Linked DNA regions of Homo sapiens: region 2 is linked to region 1. The links are chromatin loops, found by intact Hi-C in ENCODE. Cell type or tissue: IMR-90. All regions are shown on one strand. Links, peaks and the distances in the headings refer to the core of each region. The heading gives the core; the rest is flanking DNA.

The links. Hi-C counts contacts between places; a loop is a spot of excess contacts. Peaks named below come from ENCODE experiments on the same cell type or tissue, not always from the same donor. Only the 100,000 strongest peaks of a DNase experiment are listed, where the experiment ranks them.
Region 2: it touches region 1 in a loop (6-fold over the local background); 7 of 110 quality-filtered maps call a loop at or near these places.

The regions. Positions count from the first base shown.
Region 1 is chr1:241,407,311-241,418,001 of GRCh38, reverse strand. No RefSeq gene overlaps it. Among named protein-coding and RNA genes, the nearest start is that of RGS7, 55 kb to the right of the region's middle. In IMR-90, for the core only: no CTCF peak of the experiment used is centred there; a DNase peak (open chromatin) is centred at 4,401.
Region 2 is chr1:240,726,939-240,737,629 of GRCh38, reverse strand. No RefSeq gene overlaps it. Among named protein-coding and RNA genes, the nearest start is that of GREM2, 120 kb to the right of the region's middle. In IMR-90, for the core only: a CTCF peak has its summit at 5,129 (motif pointing left); a DNase peak (open chromatin) is centred at 5,119.

The DNA of each region.
Region 1 (10,691 bases), core at 1,223-9,222:
TCTCTATCTCAGTGCCTCGTTAGAATGCTTAATTCTAACATATAGACATGTGGTCCAAAGTATAGAGAAGCAAATATAATTAAACTTACGTTTCACATTATTTTTGTTACCACTTAATAAATGATCATGAATATTGGGCATATTCTTTCCTTTCCTCATTCATTCACTCAACAAATATCTATTGAGTAACTACTAACTATACGTCAGGCACTGTTCTAAGACCTTAGAATACCTCAATGAAAAGCATGGCAGAAATGCCTGCAAAGCTCCCATTCTAGTGTGTGAGGAATAGAAAATAAGCAATAAACACAATAATAAAAAAGAAAATTGTATAGTATATTGAAAGGTGATAAATGGACTGGAGAGAAGAAATAGGGCAGAGAAGGGTGTGGGTTAGGAGGTGATTCTATTTCTAAACAGAGTGGTGATTGAGAAGATGTCATTTGAACAAAGACTTGGTGGAAGACTTCCCAAGGACATTGGTGTGACTGGAGGAGAGTGAGCCATGTGTGCTAGGGGGAGGGACGGGGAGTAATACAGAGACACCAGCCTGTGAAGGCCATTGAAAGGGCTTTTTCTTTTACTTTACTAAAATAGGGAGCCATGAAGTGTGCTTGAGCAAAAGAGTGATGGATGTAATTTAAAAGGATTGCTGCACTGAGAACAAACTGAGATTGTCTGAACATCTAATTTATGGTTGCACATTCACTGTATCTCATTAGGTTAAGATTAGAGAGAATTTAACAAGATCAAGATAATGGCAAAAGTTCATTATGCTGAGATGGGCCACGGAGAAGAGCTGGCTGTAAGTTAAGCCTGGAATTAATGTAGTGATGGATGTAGGATCCAAGGAAAAGAACAGTAATTAGGAAAGAAAAGTATGGCCTCTGATTGGGGAATCTCAATTTATAAGCTCAGCCTGTCTTTTCAGTTTGATTTCCCGGATGCACATCTCTCTTTTCTCCAACTTGTGGAAAGATTTCAGCTTAAGAAATGAAATTTTCTCTAAAGATTTCATTTTTAGTTACACATTTAAATTCCAATATAAGTGACCAAAAAGAATACCACTTTGGGCCCAATTCATATTTTCTAAGCAGATGCCATTAGTTACATGAAAGTCTTTCAATATCTGCTGATTGATTCTCTTGTAGTCACTGTTTTCCTTCTCTTTTCACTTAACTAGTTTCACTTAAAGAATCCGACATAAGATGAATAGAATCGCTTTCCAAATAAATCTGAGAATTTTCTCTCTTGTCCTCTTTCGATCATACCGGTTCCCTTTCCTCCAACTTAGAATTCAGAGAGTGAAATAAGAGATGTTTCTCTCTTGAATAGCCAGACGTGTTGCTTTGATGCTAGTTTCCCTCTTATTTAAATGATGAATCTTGTTTATATTTATTAAATATAAATTAAAATATATTTAATGAGCACCCATTACATTTAAATCACCACGCTGAAGATTGAAGTATGAACATGAGCCAGGGATTGTGACACGCGTTATAGTCCCAGCTACTTGTGAGGCTGAGGGAAGAGGATTGCTTCAGCTCAGGAGTTCAAGGCCAGCCTGAGCAACAGAGAAAAAAGCCATCAAAAAAAAAAAAAGAAAAGAAAAAGAAAAGAAATATGAACATTGGCAGGCATACCCTCTGAGTTCAAAGAGCTCAAAAGCCAGTAGTAATCTCACGCCAGTGGGAACTTTGTCACTGGACTCTAGTTAAAGGGATTTTCTTTTTTTTTTTTTTTTTTTTTTTTAAATTTATTTTTTTATTGATAATTCTTGGGTGTTTCTCACAGAGGGGGATTTGGCAGGGTCATGGGACAATAGTGGAGGGAAGGTCAGCAGATAAACAAGTGAACAAAGGTCTCTGGTTTTCCTAGGCAGAGGACCCTGCGGCCTTCCGCAGTGTTTGTGTCCCTGATTACTTGAGATTAGGGATTGGTGATGACTCTTAACGAGCATGCTGCCTTCAAGCATCTGTTTAACAAAGCACATCTTGCACCGCCCTTAATCCATTTAACCCTGAGTGGACACAGCACATGTTTCAGAGAGCACAGGGTTGGGGGTAAGGTCACAGATCAACAGGATCCCAAGGCAGAAGAATTTTTCTTAGTGCAGAACAAAATGAAAAGTCTCCCATGTCTACTTCTTTCTACACAGACACGGCAACCATCCGATTTCTCAATCTTTTCCCCACCTTTCCCGCCTTTCTATTCCACAAAGCCGCCATTGTCATCCTGGCCCGTTCTCAATGAGCTGTTGGGCACACCTCCCAGACGGGGTGGTGGCCGGGCAGAGGCGCTCCTCACTTCCCAGTAGTTAAAGGGATTTTCTAATTATTCAACCTATAGCACGGTCCTGCAGAATTAACTGAATATGAAAGGAGCATTAACCACCTCTCCTTATTGCACTGGTATTAAGGAATAGGTGAAATAAGACTTTTGAAATATTTCCATGTCTAGATACATTATTGCTTGGAGTCACCTTTCACTCTTGGTGACTTTTCGTGACTTTTTTTTAACAAGATCATCCTGATCTTGTAAAATCCTACTAGAGTTTCAACTTGCAGGACTATCTTATATATTTGAATGATTTACGAATAAACCCAGTACATACAAATCCATATTTAAGTAATAATTCAATAACTAATCATTCATTTTTCCAAAAGATTCATAAATGAATACTCTGAGACAAGATCTTCTTAAGCATTAAAAAATACGATTCAACCCTTTAAATATTCATAGTGGACACACTCCTCTCTAGGGATACAGGTATTAGAGAGAGGTATAGTTATACCTGGGATATAGTATTAACTCCTATTAGCTCTGCAAGGTGAAAAGATAACAGCATTAAAATTGAAGATTCTATGAATATAAAATCTGTATCACAGAGACTGAAGGCAGTGCATTGTATCATATAGAGGAAGACAAGGAGAAATTCATTGTCCTTCCTCAAGGGCACACTGCGAAGAAAAAGGAGCTGTACTTTTCCACTTCCTCCAACAAAAGGGACAGCTTTTAGATGATACTGTATTTTCTTAAGGTCTCTCCTATTTTCTGTGATTGTGTTCATTTTTGTGTGTGAAATAGTTAAACATACTTGTGGTAAATGTTACTTATACATAATTTTATCTATTTGCATCTATTTTCTCTCTGTCTTTTTCTATAGATATCTCTTTGTGTATATATACAGCATAAAAACTCTGTTCAAGATATGTATTTTACCCAAAAATCTATCCATTTCTAATTCTAGCCCGCTCTGCAATCTAGTGTTGTAACGCATAAATCACTTCAAAAGTGAAAGAGGATTATGGGTCTCTTCCACTTTTCCATATATCATATTTTAGGCCACTTCAACAAATGAAATGGCAAAGTCACTGTTGCTGTCCTAGAGACTGCAGGAAATAAACACACCATGTACGGGCATGCACACACACACACACATGCACACACACACACACACACACACACACCCCTCTGCCTTCTTCAAGTTTATCATCAATTGATGAGACAAAAACTAAATACGTGATCTAATCACTTGACAAGGCCAGATTCAGATAAAGCTGCTCTGTCTGCAAAAAAAAACAGAAGACACAGGGCACAGCAGGTGAGAGCAGGTGCCTGGATGTCTTGGTATTTCCAAGTAGCAACACCCTCAAACCAATTTTATCACTAGTGTCCAGAAGCAGACACTTCCCTTTCTTCTTTTTCATGCTTTTACTTCATTTGGAAGGAAAGAACCCTGCCTAGCTCCTCCTCTGAAAGATCCACCGGCAAGTCCAGGTGTCTGCGGAGCTAGTGCCCCTCAGGTGTCTGTGTCTTCAACACACTTGGCTCTAGGGCCCTTGCAAACAACATGACTCAGCCCTGAATAAAGGTATGCCTCCCTGCAGACTTCCAGCCCCACTTGGACCCCTCAGGGTGTGAGAGGTCACGAAATGCTCACAATGCATCAACTTCATTTATCCCATGAATGCCATACATCATCTTTTAATTGAAGGGAATTGTAGGGGAAAAACATTAACAAAATATTTAAACTGAGAGAGTGCCTCATTTTCAAAGAGAGCAGGTGTCACAATTTTAGAGGACCTGGTCTCTCAGCCTCCACCAACGGCACTGCTGAATGGGTCCCCAAGGTGATGCAAGTGAAAAAACCCATTTGACTTACCTGTAAGAATCCCATCAACCACCTCAGTCAGTCATCTCTTTCCCATCCCCAGGAGCTACTTAGGTCCTGAAGCTATGATCTTACTGTGGTGATTTAGTGGCCTGAAGGAGCATTTGACAGTGATGACACAGCCTTGGCTCTGAGATGAAGCATATGGCTCGGGAGAGCCTGACTCATTATTTTCTGATAATGTTTACATGTTAAACTGTCAACTCAGATCTAAAATATCACATGTTCTGTGGTGGCATCTGCATGTGGCTGTGACTCAGTACTGGAGCTGTGGCTCCGTACCAAGACAACCAGAAGGACACATCTGGTTACCACATTGGAACAACTATGCCACAGCTGTGCCATGGCTACAGGCACCTGGACTTGCACTGTAGTTCTCCTTTTGGTCCTCTGTGGTGCAGTTTTACCTCAATAATAGATTAAATGATTAAAGTGATTAAATAATAAAAAGAACCAACTTCTGTGTCACTCGGATCTAGGTTCAAATCTCAGCTCCACAACTTAGCAAATGTGAGAACCTGAGCAAAGTACCTAGGCTCTGAGCCTCAATTTACTCATCAGTAAAATGGGGATGATAATATACCCATATCTTATCATATACCCATGTATATCATAGTTGTGTCCCATATCAATATTGTGAGGAATAAATTAGATCATGTACCCAAGCTATTCTTCATGGACAATATCATGATTGGAGTGTAAGAAATGATGGAATTATCAGTGGCAAATCTGCATTCAAACACCTTTCTGTGAGCTGCGTTATAGGGCACTGTATTCCGGCAGATTTACTTAGTAGCTGCAGCTGAATGCATTATACCTGAAGTGGACTTTCTACCTGAAAGAGGATGCAGCAAATAAGATTCAAAAATGTGGAATTGGCTGAGTGGAAGAGGTGGGGCTTTGGATAGTGAGGTCTCAGGTATTTCAGGCTGCAAATCTGGTGACCCTTCTTATGTGGTGGCCGAACATTTGGTCAGATTGTCACCCGCTGTTCTTTGGGATACAGACCATGTGCCGTGGCAGCTTTGCTATTAGGATAAATAGTGGAAAAAAATTCAGAACCCTGGCATATGGCTATAGATTTTTTTTTTTTTTTCTGAAGGAGTGGTCTGTACTTCGATCCAAGTTAGCCAGTCTGCAAGAGGAAATGAGAGATCAATGCTTTACCTGTGGCCTGCATTCTAAATTCACTGACAATCCTATATTTTGGGTACTGCTGAGTTTTAAAAAAGAAATTTATTCCTACTAAACTGAGCAGGCAAGGACAGTGACAGGAAGCCTGGAGCCTTCATAGATTGGTAACTTAAGACTTTTCCATCCAGGCTCTTTGGATTTCTTTAGACAAATGCACAGTGGTATTACACTTGCTATCTCTCCATCATTATTTTGAATGACCTCAAGGCATTGGCCATTAAGCTATGGAACAGAGGACCGGGAACAACCCAGAGATCAGTAGGTGTATTAGTTTGTTCTCACGCTGCTAATAAAGACATACCCAGGACTGGGTAATTTATAAATAAAGGAGATTTAATGGATTCACACAGTTCTACATGGCTGGGGAGGCCTCACAATCATGGCAGAAGGCAAAGGAGAAGCAAAGTCACATCTTAAATGGTGGCAGGAAAGAGAGCGTGTGCAGGGGAACTCCCACTTATAAAACCACCAGATCTCGTGAGACTTATTCACTATCACGAGAACAACAAGGGAAATCCTGCCCTCATGATTCAGTTACCTCCCACCGGGTCCCTCCCACAACGTGTGGGGATTATGGGAGCTACAGTATAAGATGACATTTGGATGGGGACACAGCCAAACCATATCAGAAGGTAAAGGAAAGGAATCTTCTAGCTAAATACCATATCTAAGTGAAATCTTTGTCTGTGGTTATTCACATATGGAATTAATTGAGAAATTATTCCAACACTGGAAATTCTGTAAACTTTTGAGGACATTGTATTGCCGGAGGCTAATAAGAGCCTGTCATTGTTAAACCTCTAAGGTTATTCCTTTCCTCAAATTAAGACCAATAGGAAGTGGGCCAAAAATATCTGTGGCTTCAAAGGAAGTGATCTTCTATAATACCCATTTCATATGTGGCCATGGATGAAAAGAGACAAGGAATAATCTCCCCAGAAGCAGGACGGGAGGATGCCAGAATGGGTAACCGAGGACAGCACCTCTGACAGAACACAGGAGTCCTGAGTTTTCCTGCCTGGCGGTGTTTGGTGTTGACTTTGGCACTGTCTCTCCTATGTGACTTCCATTGTTCTCCTTTCTGAATAGGGGTTAGTATTGCTCCTGATTAAATATTAAATAATGGTTGAAAAGGAGCAGGGTAAGTGCATTATTAGTAGGTGCAGCCAGGTAGCCAGGTAGCATTTGCTTCATTTACCTGTCCTTCATCCTTTCTCTCTTCTTTTCCTTCTTTTTTTTTCTGTTCTGGAATTAAAATTTGCTTGGGTGCAGAGTAGTCATCCTGGAGATCATTAAAACAGAAACCACAAGCTAAGGATGATGGAGGAGAAGCAAGCTAGAAAGAATCTGGTTCCAGATGACTTCCTTGAGCAGTTTCATCAGCTCTGGACTGACTCGCAACTTCTAGATTCCTTGCCATCTAAAACATGTTTAGTTCCCTGAAGTTGAATTTTTGTGTAAATACTTGTTCGTGACCAAATTCTAACAAACCGTGGCTTGGTTGCCAAGTAAAATCAGAGGTCGTGGAAAAGAGAAGAAGGTCAAATATTCTTATTTTGGGAAGCAGTAACTGAATTGGTGGAGATGGCAGTGTGGTAGTCCAGGAGGCAAATGTGAGGTTTAGAAGGTAGAGGGTATGGTGCCTAGACAAGTTGAGGAGGCAGAAGAATGTGACCGTGTCTGGGGTCAAAATGGCAATTCAGAGGCAGGAACAATGGTCAAAAGGATAGATAAGGCAAAGGAGGGGGCAGCAATGCTCTCTTAGCTAAAAGACCCTCAGGGCAGACTAGGACCTGTCTCCAGCAAGACACACTCTACTTTAGCTCAGCTTCATTCTAGCAAACATCCCTTAGTGCAGGTTGGCAACCGTAGATGGAAGAAGCAGAAGTACAACTCCCTCACCTTCCTGGTATCCTGTGTAGAAGCATGTCTGAGTTGATGTGCAGCTGATCATATCACGGGCCTCGTGTTCTGTCTTTTTACTGAACAAGCACGAGAACAGTCATTCATAGTGATGAACCATCTGGGTTTAGGCTTGGGTGCCTGCTGTTGAGAGGAGCCGTCTGGGTATGCATTTGTTTCTCACTTCTGGTAAATTAGAGAAAAGTTAGGCTTAGGGATTCAGGGAAGCCACTATCCAGGCCTCCAAAATCACCCACAGTTAAACCTGTTTGGCTCTTCTCAGCCTGGGAAGCCATTTATTTGTCTTTCATACATTTTTTGATTTGCTAGTTGCATTTCTGTTGATCAGATGCACTATTAGGAATAGAGTCTCTTTGCCTAATGAAGCTATAATGAAATTCTAGTCAAGAAAAGCAACAGCATCTTAGTTACCTACATAAATATCTGAATCATTTTGTTGGTCTCTCTAATGTTTCCTGATTTCTGTTCTTGCATTTTAAGAAGCTGCAGAGAAAGAAGCCCTCTCAGACATAGCAGTCATCCCAGCCTCAAGTGGACCTAAATTTGGAATGCCTGAAATTGAAAGCTCCGATAATGGATTTGCTCAAATCAAGGAGAATAAAGTCCTTCCTCCTGGCACGAATAAAAATGGTCGCAACTTTAATTTAAGTGGCATGCACTGGATTTTGTAATTTTCCACCCCTCTTTAATCTACTGGAAAGAAAACACAAAATGATGTAAGAAAATGGGAAAATCTGCCCATTGATATTACATCACCCTTTTGCTTCTGTATTAGCCACAGTTCTCTAGAGAAACAGAACCGATAGGATATAGACATATAGGGAGACATATATATATATATAGAGAGAGATAATGTAGACATATAGATGTCATATATGTCATAAATATATAAATACATATGAATATTTTTAAATTTGATGAACATATTAATTAAAATATTTTAAATTTTAGATACATATATATATATAGAGAGAGAGAGAGAGAGAGAGATTGAGATTTATTGTAGAAAATTGGCTCACACAATTAAGCTGGAGGGCGAAGAGAGCCAATGACATAGTTCCGTCTGAAATCCAAGTCTCAAAACCCAGGAAGAGCCAATGTTTTAATTCAAGTCCAAAAAACAGGAGGAAATCAATGTCCCAGCTTGAAGGCAGTTAGTCAGAAGGAGTTCCCCCATACTCAACTTTCTCGTTCTATTCAAACCTTCAACTAACTGGATGAGGCCCATTCACGTAAGGGAGGGCTGTCTGCTTTACTCGGTCCACTGTAAACGTTCACTGCATGCAGAAACAGCCTCACAGACACACCCAGAATAAAGTTCAACTAAATATCTGGCCACCTCATGGCCCAGTCAAGTTGATACATAAAATTAACCATCACACCTTAAGTGAGATTAAAAGGTAGATGTTTATAGCCTAGATCTAGCTCAGAGGTCAGTGTTTTCAAAAATTTTTTTAAATTACTTGTTGTCAAACCAGTGGATCAGAGACTACCAGGAACACATCTGTAGTGAAAAAAAAAAATAGTTTTACTTATATTGTTTCAGAAAGAGTGGTCTCACTTTGGGGAAACCCCAGGAGCATTTCAGGAGGGAGTTGTTAAAGGGGTCTTTTAGCGTTGGGGCTTATGTTAGATGATTTGAGGAGGGATTAGGACACGGAGACTAGTATTAGATTTCAGACCGCTAAGAAGGTAGGAGGTGAATCAGACCACCTCCTTCCCATAGCAAGTCTGGGATCATATATGTACTGATTCTTAATTTTTCTACTCACTTTATCTATTATTTCTTGTTAATCAGCCCAAACTTCTATCTTTACAAAACGTTTTTGGCCGGGCGCGGTGGCTCACGCCTGTAATTCCAGCACTTTGGGAGGCCGAGGCGGGTGGATTACGAGATCAGGAGATGGAGACCATCCTGGCTAACACGGTGAAACCCCGTCTCTACTAAAAATACAAAAAATTAGCCGGGCGAGGTGGCGGGTGCCTGTAGTCCCAGCTACTCAAGAGGCTGAGGCAGGAGAATGGCGTGAACCCGGGAGGCGGAGCTTGCAGTGAGCCGAGATCGCGCCACTACACTCCAGCCTGGGCGACAGAGCGAGACTCAGTCAAAAAAAAAAAAAAAAAAAAAAAGTTTTTAGGACAAACCCTTCTATACTTTCCAAGATACATTGTATCTTCCTTTACTTATACTAAGAAGGTAGGTCAATGCAGAGATAGGGTATCTGAATGAGTTTTATCTAAGAGGCGAGAGTATTAAAGTGGGTTTAGAGGTATTGTTATAGAAGCAGTATCCACTCACACTGGTGATGTTAGTCAGAAGAGGGGGATATTGAGTCATGTTTGTGTCACAGGGTGGCCTTATCTGTCTTTCTCTAAACGTAACTATGGAGTGAACTTATCTTTGTGTTGTTTTGAGCATTATTTGTGATCTTTTGGGAACATTGTTATCTGGTTGTCAGCAGAGCCACTTTTCACTTTCTCATTACCAACATTTAAAAATCGAGAGAATTTTGCCTAAAATATGGACTTGTCTTCTCTTGAAAACATTTAAAATATTGGGCTATGTTGGGCTTTTATTTCCAGATGATTCTAATAGGCTATCTCATCTCCAGTTTGTCCTAGATCTTACCCACTTATTATTATTTGATACCAGACGTACTCTGTTCTTTTATGATATCTTCCTGGCATTTGTAGACATACGCATTTTCAATCTCTGGTGTAGCTGATGAGTTAATCATAGATTTGGAATGGCCTGGGCCTTTCCAATTATTAAAAATGTTCACTTTTCATAATTTCTTCACAGTTATTGAAATGAAAGCATTTACCATCATTTAACTAAATCATTATACATTAAATTTTGGTCTATCTTACTTGGGGAAAGTAAAATGAAACCTCAAAACATCATATATCATATTTCAATTGACCGATCAGTCTATAAGTGGCTCAGCTGATTTACGTTAAATTTAAACGATAGTAAACTAAAATACTCCTTGTCTCTTTCTAGCTAAACCTCATAGAATGTCTATAACTTGTCTATCAGTGGGACTCTTTAGTATGAGTGACAGAATAATCTCACTCAAACTAGCTTAAACCAAAATAATTTATTCACTTTCATAACTGGAAAGCTAAGGGTAAGATTCATCTGTACAATTTGATTCAGGCACATAAATAGAGCCATCTCTGAATGTGATCTTTTCTATCTCTTATCTGGTCTCTATTATGTTGGTTTTAGTCTCAAGCTTTGCATGGAAGTGGCATGGCTCCCAAAATCTACATTCTTACATGCTTAACAGCCGTGGAAAGAAAGACTTCTCTTTTACGAAGTGAGTGAAGGAATGTTCTTGGTCTGAATATTATTGGTCCAATTTGGCTAAGATGTTCATCCTTGAAGTAATCATCT
Region 2 (10,691 bases), core at 1,458-9,457, 680 kb after region 1:
ATATAATATTTCAAGGAATTACTATGACTTTGTCTTTGTTTCCATTGCTCTATCCATTATTACAAAAATTGGCTGTGTGATTAACACGCAAGAGTCAGAAAGAGATGAACTTCTGTACATGAGACCTACCTTGTCACCCTTCCAACCAAAATGGGCTAAATACTCACAAGTATCTTGGCAGAATGTTTTTATGGCTAACACAAATGGCTTTATTTGTAAAAGTGAATCATCATCTCGTACACTTGAAAGTTAGAATACAGTCTGCTTTAGAATATTAAAAACAGAATACAGGGATGCTTTCGCTCCCTTTTTACACTACACTGGCGTCAGAATATCAGGATAGTTTTAAAAAATATATTGCGGGGAATGGATAGTTACCTTGTTATTATTTGTCCATGTTAATGGTGTGTCTCTTCAAAAAATGATACAGGCTTTTTAGATTTTTACTTTCTATTCTGGTGCAAGAAATTAAATTTAAATATACTTTGACAAATCCTTTTTCTGTTTATTTCAGCTAGATAGGAATTTTGGAACCATTGTTGGGTCCATTGGAAAGGAAAATGTGTCCATTATGCCAGCTGAATGTTGGAGTTGATATTAACAATAATTTACTGTTTAAAGCAGAGAAAACAGAAATATAGGTGAATCACTAAGTCATTTGTGAAAAAATATGAACTAATCCATTGTTTTATTTATTTATTTATTTATTGAGACAGTCTCACTCTGTCACCCAGGCTAGAGTGCAGTAGCTAATCTCAGCTCACTGCAACCTCTGCCTCCCGGGTTCAAGTGATTCTCCTGCCTTAGCCTCCTGAGTAACTGGGATTACAGGCCCAGCTAGTTTTTGTATTTTGAGTAGACATGGGGTTTCGTCATGTTGGCCAGGCTGGTCTCGAACTCCTTTGGCCTCCCAAAGTGCTGGGATTACAGGCGCAAGCCACCATGCTGGGCCAATTGTGTTATATTTAAACATATATCCTAAAGTCTTAAACAAATAACTCAGAACATTAGTCTGAATTCTTCAGTTGCAAGCAAAGAAACCCATTCTAGTTAACTCGCAAAAAAAGAATTTGGGAAGCCTGTCGGGACTCACACACCTGAGGGGAAACTAGACCATCAGGTTGGATCTGAATCCACCAGGCAGCCTCGACAGCAGGAGCGCAGGCCCTGCACCTTGGCTGTAAGGCAATGAGAGAGAGCTCCAACCATGTGCCCACTCTCCAGCCCTCTGCACCATGATCCTGGCAGAATGTTTCCAACAACCTGAGTGGAAGTCACAAGTCTGTCAGGTGGTAATTTGGGAGCTAATGAGAGAAAGCCCTTATTTGGGGTGCTGGGCTTTAATTAGTGTTTTTGGAAATAAAGAGGTAGATCTGCTAGAATGAGTAGCCCAAATGAGGTCCCGGTCCCAGTCAAGACTCCTCCAAGTCTTTTTTTCTTTTCTTTTTTTTAGAAGGAGTCTCACTCTGCAGCCCAGGCTGGAGTGCTGTGGTTTGATCTCTGCATACTGCAGCCTCTGCCTCCTAGGCTCAGGTGATTCTCCTGCCTCAGCCTCTTGAGTAGCTGGGACTACAGGCACCCGCTACCATGCCTGGCTAATTTTCGTATTTTTAGTAGAGACAGGGTTTTGCCATGTTGGCCAGGCTGGTCTCGAACTCATTACTTCAAGTGATCTGCCCACCTTGGCCTCCCGAAGTGCTGGGATTACAGGTGTGAGCCACTGCGCCCGGCCATCCAACTCCTATTGTATCTGGATATGTTGACCAGCGAAGGCTGCCCAGAAGCAGTGAATATAATATTTCTTGTCTGGGCTGCCTTCACTGCTTCTGGGCCACCTCTTCAGGTGAACATAGCCACATAAATATAGATGGGAGGTTTCAAAAAATACCTAATCTGATTATACGAGGTTCCTAAAATAAACCTCTTCATGGCTTCTAGCTGTGTTCTGGGTAAAAATCCAAGACTCTTATTTGGTTCTTCACAATCTCTGCAGTCAGAATGTTTACGGCTCAAATCCTGGCCCCACCATTAGCATTTCACTTCCTGTGTCTCAGTTTCACTTTTTAAAAAATGAGCATAATGGTTGCTGTGTGATTAAAAGAGTGAATACAAATAATACAGAACAGTGCCTGGCCCAGAGTCAGGGTTTTGTAGGTATTATTTTTCATCTTGTTAACGTTTTTACCTTTACAATTATCTAATGAAAAAAGCATCCAGTTTAGTCTTGGTAATAGGATTGCAGGCACCTGAAGTCCCACTGTGATTGACTGCATGTATTATGGGTGAGGTAATTTCCAAAAAAGAGACTAGGTTACTGTTAAGAAGAAAAAGTAAATGCCAGATGGTGTATTATTAGTCAGGCCCCTCCAGGGAAAACAAAAAACCAGAACCAATAGGAATGTGCATCTATAAAGAAATTTATTTTAAAGAATTTGTTCCCATGACTTCTACACTGCTGGTGGGAATGTAAACTAGTACCACTATGGAAAACAGCATGGAGATTCCTTAAAGAACTAAAAGTAGAACTACCATTGGATCCAGCAATCCCACTACTGGGTATCTACCCAGAGGAAAATAAGTCATTATATGAAAAAGTATACTTGCACATGCATGTTTATAGCAGCACAATTTGCAACTGCAAAATAATGGAACCAACCCAAATGCCCATCAATCAATGCGTGGATAAAGAAACTGTGGTATGTATACACGGTGGAATACTACTCAGCCATAAAAAGGAATTAATTAATGGCATTTGCAGCAACCTAGTTGAGACTGGAGATTATGATTCCAAGTGAAGTAACTCGGGAATGGAAAACCAAACATCATATGTTCTCACTCATAAGTGGGAGCTAAGCTATGAGGATGCAAAGGCATAAGAATGACACAGTGGGCTTTGGGAACTCAGGAGGAAATGGTGGGAAGGGGGTGAGAGATAAAAGACTACAAATTGGGTGCAGTGTATACTGCTCAGGTGATGGGTACACCAAAATCTCATAAATCACCACTAAAGAACTTATGTAACCAAACACCACCTGTTCCCCAATAACCTTTGGAAATAAAAAATTAAAGAAATAATTTAAAAAAAAGAATTTGTTCACATGATTACAGAGGCTGACAAGTCCTAAGATCTGCAGGGTGAGTCAGCCAGCTGGAGACCAGAAAAACCAATAGTATAGTTCCAGTCTGAGTCTGAACACTTGAGAATCAGAAAAGCTGATGATAAAATTCCAGCTCAAAGACTCAAGACTCCAGGAAGAATGGATGTTTTCAGTTTCATTCCCAAGCCACAAGAAGAAAGTTGATGTCCCAGTTCAATAGCCGTCAGGCAGGAAGAATTCCCTCTCACTCAGGGGATGACCAGCAATTCTGTTCTACTCAGACCTTCAACTGACTGGATGAGGTCCTCTCGCATCAGGGAGAGCAATCTGCTTCACTGAGTCTGCCAATTTAAATGTTAATCTCATCCAAAACATCCTCACAGACACATCCAGAATGACGTTTTACCTGGGCATCTCCTGGCCCAGTCAGTTGACACATAAAATGAACCAATTCAGATGGCAAACAAATAGTAACAATGTTCTACATGCAGTAATTTGATTAATTTGGTAGAATATTGCAATTTATTTAAATTGCTCAAATTCATAGGGCGTCAGCATTGAAGTGCCATCGTTTAAGCAAATGGGAAACTGAAGATACCATCCTCTTAATAAGGCTAGTCTCCGTGTTACTGGTGGAGGGGGTCCATATTTAAATGATTTTCTGAACTAGGTACTGAAGTCGCTAAGCATAGGCAATTATGTAAGTAATACTTTGAGACCCGATTCTTGAACCAGATTAAGAATTCCAAATTTACATCCCTACTGCCCAGCTTCAGAGTCCCCGTGCAATTAAAGGAAAAGAGACCTTTTATTCCAAGAGCCTTGATGTCTAAGACACAAAGTTAGGTGACTTTTTTTTTTTTTTTTTGAGATGGAGTCTGACTGTTGCCCAGGCAGGAGTGCAGTGGCGCGATCTAGGCCCATTGCAACCTCCACCTCCTGGGTTCAAGCGATCCTACTGCCTCAGCCTCCCGAGTAGCTGGGATTACAGGCACCCGCCCCCATGCCTGGTTAATTTTTGTATTTTTTCTTTTTTTTTTTTAGTAGAGACAGGTTTTCACCATGTTGGCCAGGCTGGTCTCAAACTCCTGACCTCAAGTGATCTGCCTGCCTTGGCCTCCCAAAGTTTGCTGGGATTACAGCAAAGTTAGGTGACTTTTTAAAAAATCTTAGTAAGTGTTTTCTTTTAGATGTAGCCTCGGATCGTCACTCTTATTGGACCACTCTCTAAGCCTGGTTTCTCTTGTCATCACTTGATTTCCTCAGGACTTAACAGTTGTCTTTATTCCTCAATATAATCTGAATCCACAGAGAAGTGTGTACCCACAGTTCCATCACATGGGTGCAAAGACCGCACAATCTATCCTTCAAATGTTCTCTCTGAATATTTAAGGTGACGGGTATCTCAACTACTCTGACTTGATCATTACACATTATGTGGATGTATTAAAATATCACATGTAGCCCCAAAATATATACATATATTATGTATCAATAAAAAATACAATTTAAAAATGTATCTTTGAACAAAACAAATTATATTGGTATGAATCACAGACTCCCAGACAAAGTTGATCCACATGTTAGCACATTCTAAACCAGTGGTAATGTGACCCTGGTGAACCATTGCCAAAGTCACTGAAAGCTTCTTACAAAGAAGAGAGAAAGCAAGAAAGGTGGTTCACACCTGTAGTCCCAGCACTATGGGAGGTAGAGGTAGGGGGAATGCTTGAGCCCAGCCTGAGCAACATAGTGAGACCCCATCTCTACAAAAAAATACAACAATTAACCAGGCATGGTGGCATGTGCCTATAGTGCCAGCTACTTGGGAGGCTGAGGTGGGAGGATCACCTAAGCTCAAGGAGGTCGAGGCTGCAGTGAGCTGTGATTGCATCGCTGCACTCTAGCCTGGGCAGCAGAGTGAGACCCTGTCTCAAAAAAGAAAAAAAAGAAAAAAGAAAAAAAAAGTGGTTTTCAAGTCCTAAGGGTGAGGATGTAACACATTCCTAACTATTTAACAAGTCTGACATCTAGTGGTCAACCGGTGTATCTAAGGTAGCTAGAGGAGACAGATCGACCCTTATTCAAGTTAATTGTGATGGAAGTATTGTGTAGATATTGGAAGTGTACTTCTGACTGTCGGAGTCAGTGAGACTGGGTTAAAAAGGGAAGAATGGAAATTATTATGCAAGCCACTCCGATGTTTGTTACACCTAAGATAAAGTAATTGAAGTAGACCAAGAGCCGGGAGTTCCGAGTAATCACTTCACAAAGGAAAGGGAGACAGAGAAAAAAGAATGAGGCAGGGCGTAGTGGCTCACGCCTGTAATCCCAGCACTTTGGGAGGCTGAGGTGGGCGGATCACTAGGTCAAGAGATCGAAAAAAAAAAAAAAATTAGCTGGGCATGGTGGCGTGCACTTGTAGTCCCAGCTACTCGGGAGGCTGAGGTAGGAGAATCACTTGAACCCGGGAGGCAGACGTTTCAGTGATCCAAGATCGTGCCACACTGCACTCCAGCCTGGCAACAGAGCGAGACTCCATCTCAAAAAAAAAATAAAATAAAAAATATAAATAAATAAAAAGAATGAGCCTGAGGCAGTGCATATTTGCATGTTTCTTAATAATAATCACAATAATAGCTATTTGACATGATACTATATGATGAGTCTTACACTAAATGTTTCATACATTGCTGTCTTTCCAGAAACTGAAAAGTATTATAATTCCCACGTCATCAATGATGAAACTGAGGAGCAAGGTGACTTGCTGAGTTGCCCAAATTCTTACAAACAAGACTTAGTAGAGCTAAATCACTATCTTAGATCCATTTGTTTGTTTGTTTTAATGTGAGTCAGGGTCTTACTCTGTTACCCAGGCTGGAGGGCAGTGGTACAATCAAAGCTCACTGCAGTCTCGACTTCCTGGGCTCAAGTGATATTTCCACCTCAGTCTTCCATGTAGCTGGGGCCACAGGGGCACACCACCGTGCCTAGCTAATATTTTGTAGAGACAGGGTTTCGCCATGTTGCCCAGGCTGGCCTTGAACTCCTGGGCTCAAGCAATCCCCCTGCCTTGGCCTCCCAAAGTGCTAGGATTACAGGTGTAAGCCACAGTGCCCGGCCGATCCTAGATCTTTTACATTCCAACTAGGCCACCACGCCATATTGTCTCTGTTATTCAACAGGCAGAGGAAGAGAGCAAAAGCAATTTATCCTCTCTGAATTGACAAATTATTATGGCATCATATTCATCCATACATTGAAGACAAGTTTTTAAAAGCATCATACAGAGTTCTTGAGTGTTTCTGCTATTCAATTGGTGTGTGTGTGTGAATCATATTGGATTCTCTTTGATCCTGTTTCATGTTTGCTTTCGTTTTTCCTTTAGAATGTTGTAATTTCCATCTGGAGACTATATTAGACCAGAAAGGGCAATCAAAGAGATTTTTACTCCCTCCATATCCCCATTTTCTGGACAGAGAACAAATTCCCAATAGACGTGGATAGCTTGAAGCACCGCCAAACTTTCACTCTTGCAGAAGCCTTTCAACCAAGGACAGTGTTTTAGGTGTCTTTCCAACCTAAACCCCGCCTTCAGAAATTCAGTGACCTGCTCAAAGATTTTTAAATTTAGAGATTAGAGGGCCCAGGCAATAACCGTTCCTGGACTTTACATTGCTTTGTAGGCTAAGTTTTGTGTCACTCTAAATATCTTAGGACATTATTCAGTTTGTACCTCATAATTTCTGGAAGAACTCCTCTGAATCCTCCAGATGACAAGGCACTTACCCAGAGCTCCCAGATCCCCTGTCTGTGTCAGACACCCCTACTATAATCGAGCTAGAATAAGGGTTCTAGGGGCAACGTGATCCAAAAACACACCAAGCAAGTGACCTAGAAAATGTTCCAGCTGGGCACAGTGGCTCACGCCCGTAATCCCAACACTTTGGTAGGCCGAGGCAGGTGGATCATGAGGTCAGGAGTTCGAGACCAGCCTGACCAGCATGGTGAAACCCTGTCTCTACTAAAAACACAAAAATTAGCCAGGCGTGGTGACATGCACCTGTAATTTCCAGCTACTCGGGAGGCTGAGGCAGGAGAATCACTTGAACCTGGGAGGCAGAGGTTGCAGTCAGCCGAGACCGCGTAACCACACTCCAGCCTGGGCGACAGAATGAGACTTTGTCTCAAAAAAAAAAAAAAAAAAAAAAAAGAAAGAAAATATTCCTATGCATGAAAACAAGGAAGAAAGTGGATGGTGATGTACATGAATGAGGTGCTGGGGGGCAGGTGGGTACACAGAAATTCATAAAGCTGGCATGCTCTCACTGCTTACAACAGTCATTGGCCATTAAACAATGGACCGCTTGTCCTTAAAAGAACTGTCGAGCAGGAAATGGGCAGGCCCGGGATCAGATTTCCTCTCTTGTCTAAAGCCTGGATGTTGCTTCACTCAAGAGCTGGATTCTTGGTTCCAGGGGGCCACCTGACTCTCAGGGTGGTACATTGTAGACAAAGCTGAAATCTATGTGCTAAAAGAGCTGGGTAACCGGATATGCTAAGTTTGGAAGCCCAGGCATGTGGTCAACAAGCAGTGTCGGCCAAGTTTAATACCAATAGGAAGCGGCTTCTTTTTTTTTTTTTTTGAGACGGAGTCTCGCCGTGTCGCCCAGGCTCGAGTGCAGTGGCGCGATCTCAGCTCACCGCAAGCTCCGCCTCCCGGGGTCACGCCATCCTCCTGCCTCAGCCTCCCGAGTAGCTGGGACTACAGGCGCCCGCCACCGCGCCCGGCTAACTTTTTGTATTTTTAGTAGAGACGGGGTTTCACCGTGTTAGCCAGGATGGTCTCGAACTCCTGACCTCGATCCGCCCGTCTCAGCCTCCCAAAGTGCTGAGATTACAGGCGTGAGCCGCCGTGCCCGGCCGGAAGGGGCTTCTTAATCCACCACATGCTGAGAATTGATTGCTGGCCCAGTAGTGTCAGAACACACCCAGGGCTTTCAGCTGCAGTCGGGCCTCTGCACCCAAGTCTTGATGGCATCGTAATTAGGTCACCTGCGGCCTAACCTGGGGGACGATGACTCCGCCAGCCTGCCAGGGATGGTTTCAACAGCAGGACTGCATGGCAACAACAGCCACAGCAGTGAAAGCACTGACATTGCTCCAATAAGATGGGCAACGCCCAGGGCTGACCCTTTAAAAATACCCATGTAAGTAGATGCAGGTTTCATTTTATGCCTAAAGTGGGTGAACGGGATTATAGTTAGAATCCTGCAAGGTGTCTGTTAAAAAATCAATTACTTTGATATATCACCTCTCTGAACTTTTTTTTTTTTTGACACAGAGTTTCGCTTTTGTTGTCCAGGCTGGAGTTAAATGGTGTGATCTGAGCTCACCGCAACCTCTGCCTCCTGGATTCAAGCTATTCTCCTGCCTCAGCCTCCTGAGTAGCTGGGATTACAGGCATGTGCCACCGTGCCCGGCTAATTTTGTATTTTTAGTAGAGATGCGGTTTCTCCATGTTGATCAGGCTGGTCTGGAACACCTGACCTCGTGATCTGCCCGCTTCGGCCTCCCAAAGTGCTGCGATTACAGGCGTGAGCCACTGTGCCCGGCCACCTCTCTGAACTTTCTGTGTCCATATGCTCTCTCAGAAGAGCTATAGTTGAGAAGGTTTTCAACTCCAATCACCATTTATCTTCCAACTTGGGTGGGGAATAGGAATTAAAACCTCAGGGGCCGAAGTTTTTCACTCTAATAACTTTTCAGGAGAGGGGAATAGAAGTATAAAATATATTTCTTCAGATGTATTTGTCTTCCTTGGAGATTTTTTAAAAATGATTTTCATTCTTTTAAAGTACCAGGGATATTCCTTTATTCTTGGGGCATGCATGTCTGACCCTGGCCCTGACTAAATGCTGGTAAAAGATACTTTGAAGAAAGCAAGATAAATTGAAAAAGTCCCTTGTGGTGTAATCCCTTTTTCCCCTTTACAATGACAGTACAGTATAAATGAGATGGTCTGGATCTTTGTAGATGGTTTGTCTTATTTATTTTCCCACTTCTCCCCAGTTTTCTCTGCTTTCTGCAAAGGACCATAACACATTTTTTTTTTTTTACCTTGTGTCTCCTTCTTCATGCTTCATTTTATACATTCTAAGTTTTTTTAATTCCTATTTTTGCTAGCTAATATTTAAGATTTGCAGAATCAAGGCAGCTTGAGTCTTATCCTGTTTTATATCCTTTGATAAGGAAAGTAAATGTATCGTGCCACTGCACTCCAGCCTGGCGACAGCAGAGTGAGACTCCGTCTCAAAAAAAAAAAAAAATTAGTGAATAAGCTTGAACTGAGCACTTCTTCTCTTCTCTTTGTTTCATTCTTAGGTGATCTACTTCATCAAGTTTCCTGGCTTTTTTCTTTTCTTTTCTTTTCTCTTTTCTTTTCTGCTTTTTCTTTTGAGACAGTGTCTTGCTCTGTTGCCCAGGCTGGAGTGCAGTGGCGGCATCGCGGCCCACAGCAGCCTCAACCATATGGGCTCAAGCAATCCTCCCACCTCAGCCTCCTGAGTAGCTGCGACCACAGGTACGTGCCACCACACCTGGCTAATCTTTTTTTAATTTTTTCTTTAAAGACAGGAACTTGTTATTTTGTCCAGTCTGGTCTCAAACTCCTGGGCTTAAGCAATCCTCCTGCCTTGGCCTCCTAAAGTGCTGGGATTACAGACATGAGCCACTACGCCCAGCCAAGTTTCCTGGTGTTCATTTGAAGTGTATATTTGAGCTACACATGGTGGTGTATTCCTGTAGTCCTAGCTACTCAGGAGGCTGAGGTGGGAGGATTGCTTGTGCCCAGGAGTTCCAAGTATAGCCTGGACAGCATAGTGAGGCCCCATCTTTAAAAAAAAAAAAATTTATATCCAATAACAGTCAAATATATGAATTCCTGGTTAAACTCCCCAGACAGACTCCCAGCCCTAAATCCCAATCTCAGCCATCTATGTGGATGTCTAACATAGCCAAAATCCATACTCTTGATTCCCATAGGGCAACACCTGCACCATGTTGACCTTGCAGTTATCAGAATCCATCATTTAGGCGAAGGCTTAAACCACAGCTAAATCTGAGTTTTGGCAGATGCCTTGTGATTTCCCCAGAACACACGAGGATGGAAGGTCTACAAGTTACAGCTATGAGACCATCCCTCACTTGCCTCCTTGTCTTCCCTTGGATGCTATCGGGAGATAAATTCTCATCGGCTCTCTAGTTCTGATGAAATGTGGGGCGTCCTGACAACCACCCTCAGTAGAGAGCCGCAGAGGCTACTGTACTATAGTCAAGAATTGGCTCCTCAGCAACAAGGAGGCAGCATTCCTGCTGCCGTCACTGAGCCCTTTTTGTTTCAGATCATTATTTTGGTGTGTGAGACAAGAATCAGAGGGAACTGGTCTCTTTCACTTACTCCTCTGTTCACTACCTGTGTATGTAACAAGCTGTGCAAAAGTGTGTCACCGTATCTTTACCAGGAAGATCAGCCAAATCAAGGCCTTGACCTTGGCCAGCCTTGGGCTTATGACCTTGACAACTCTCCCCACA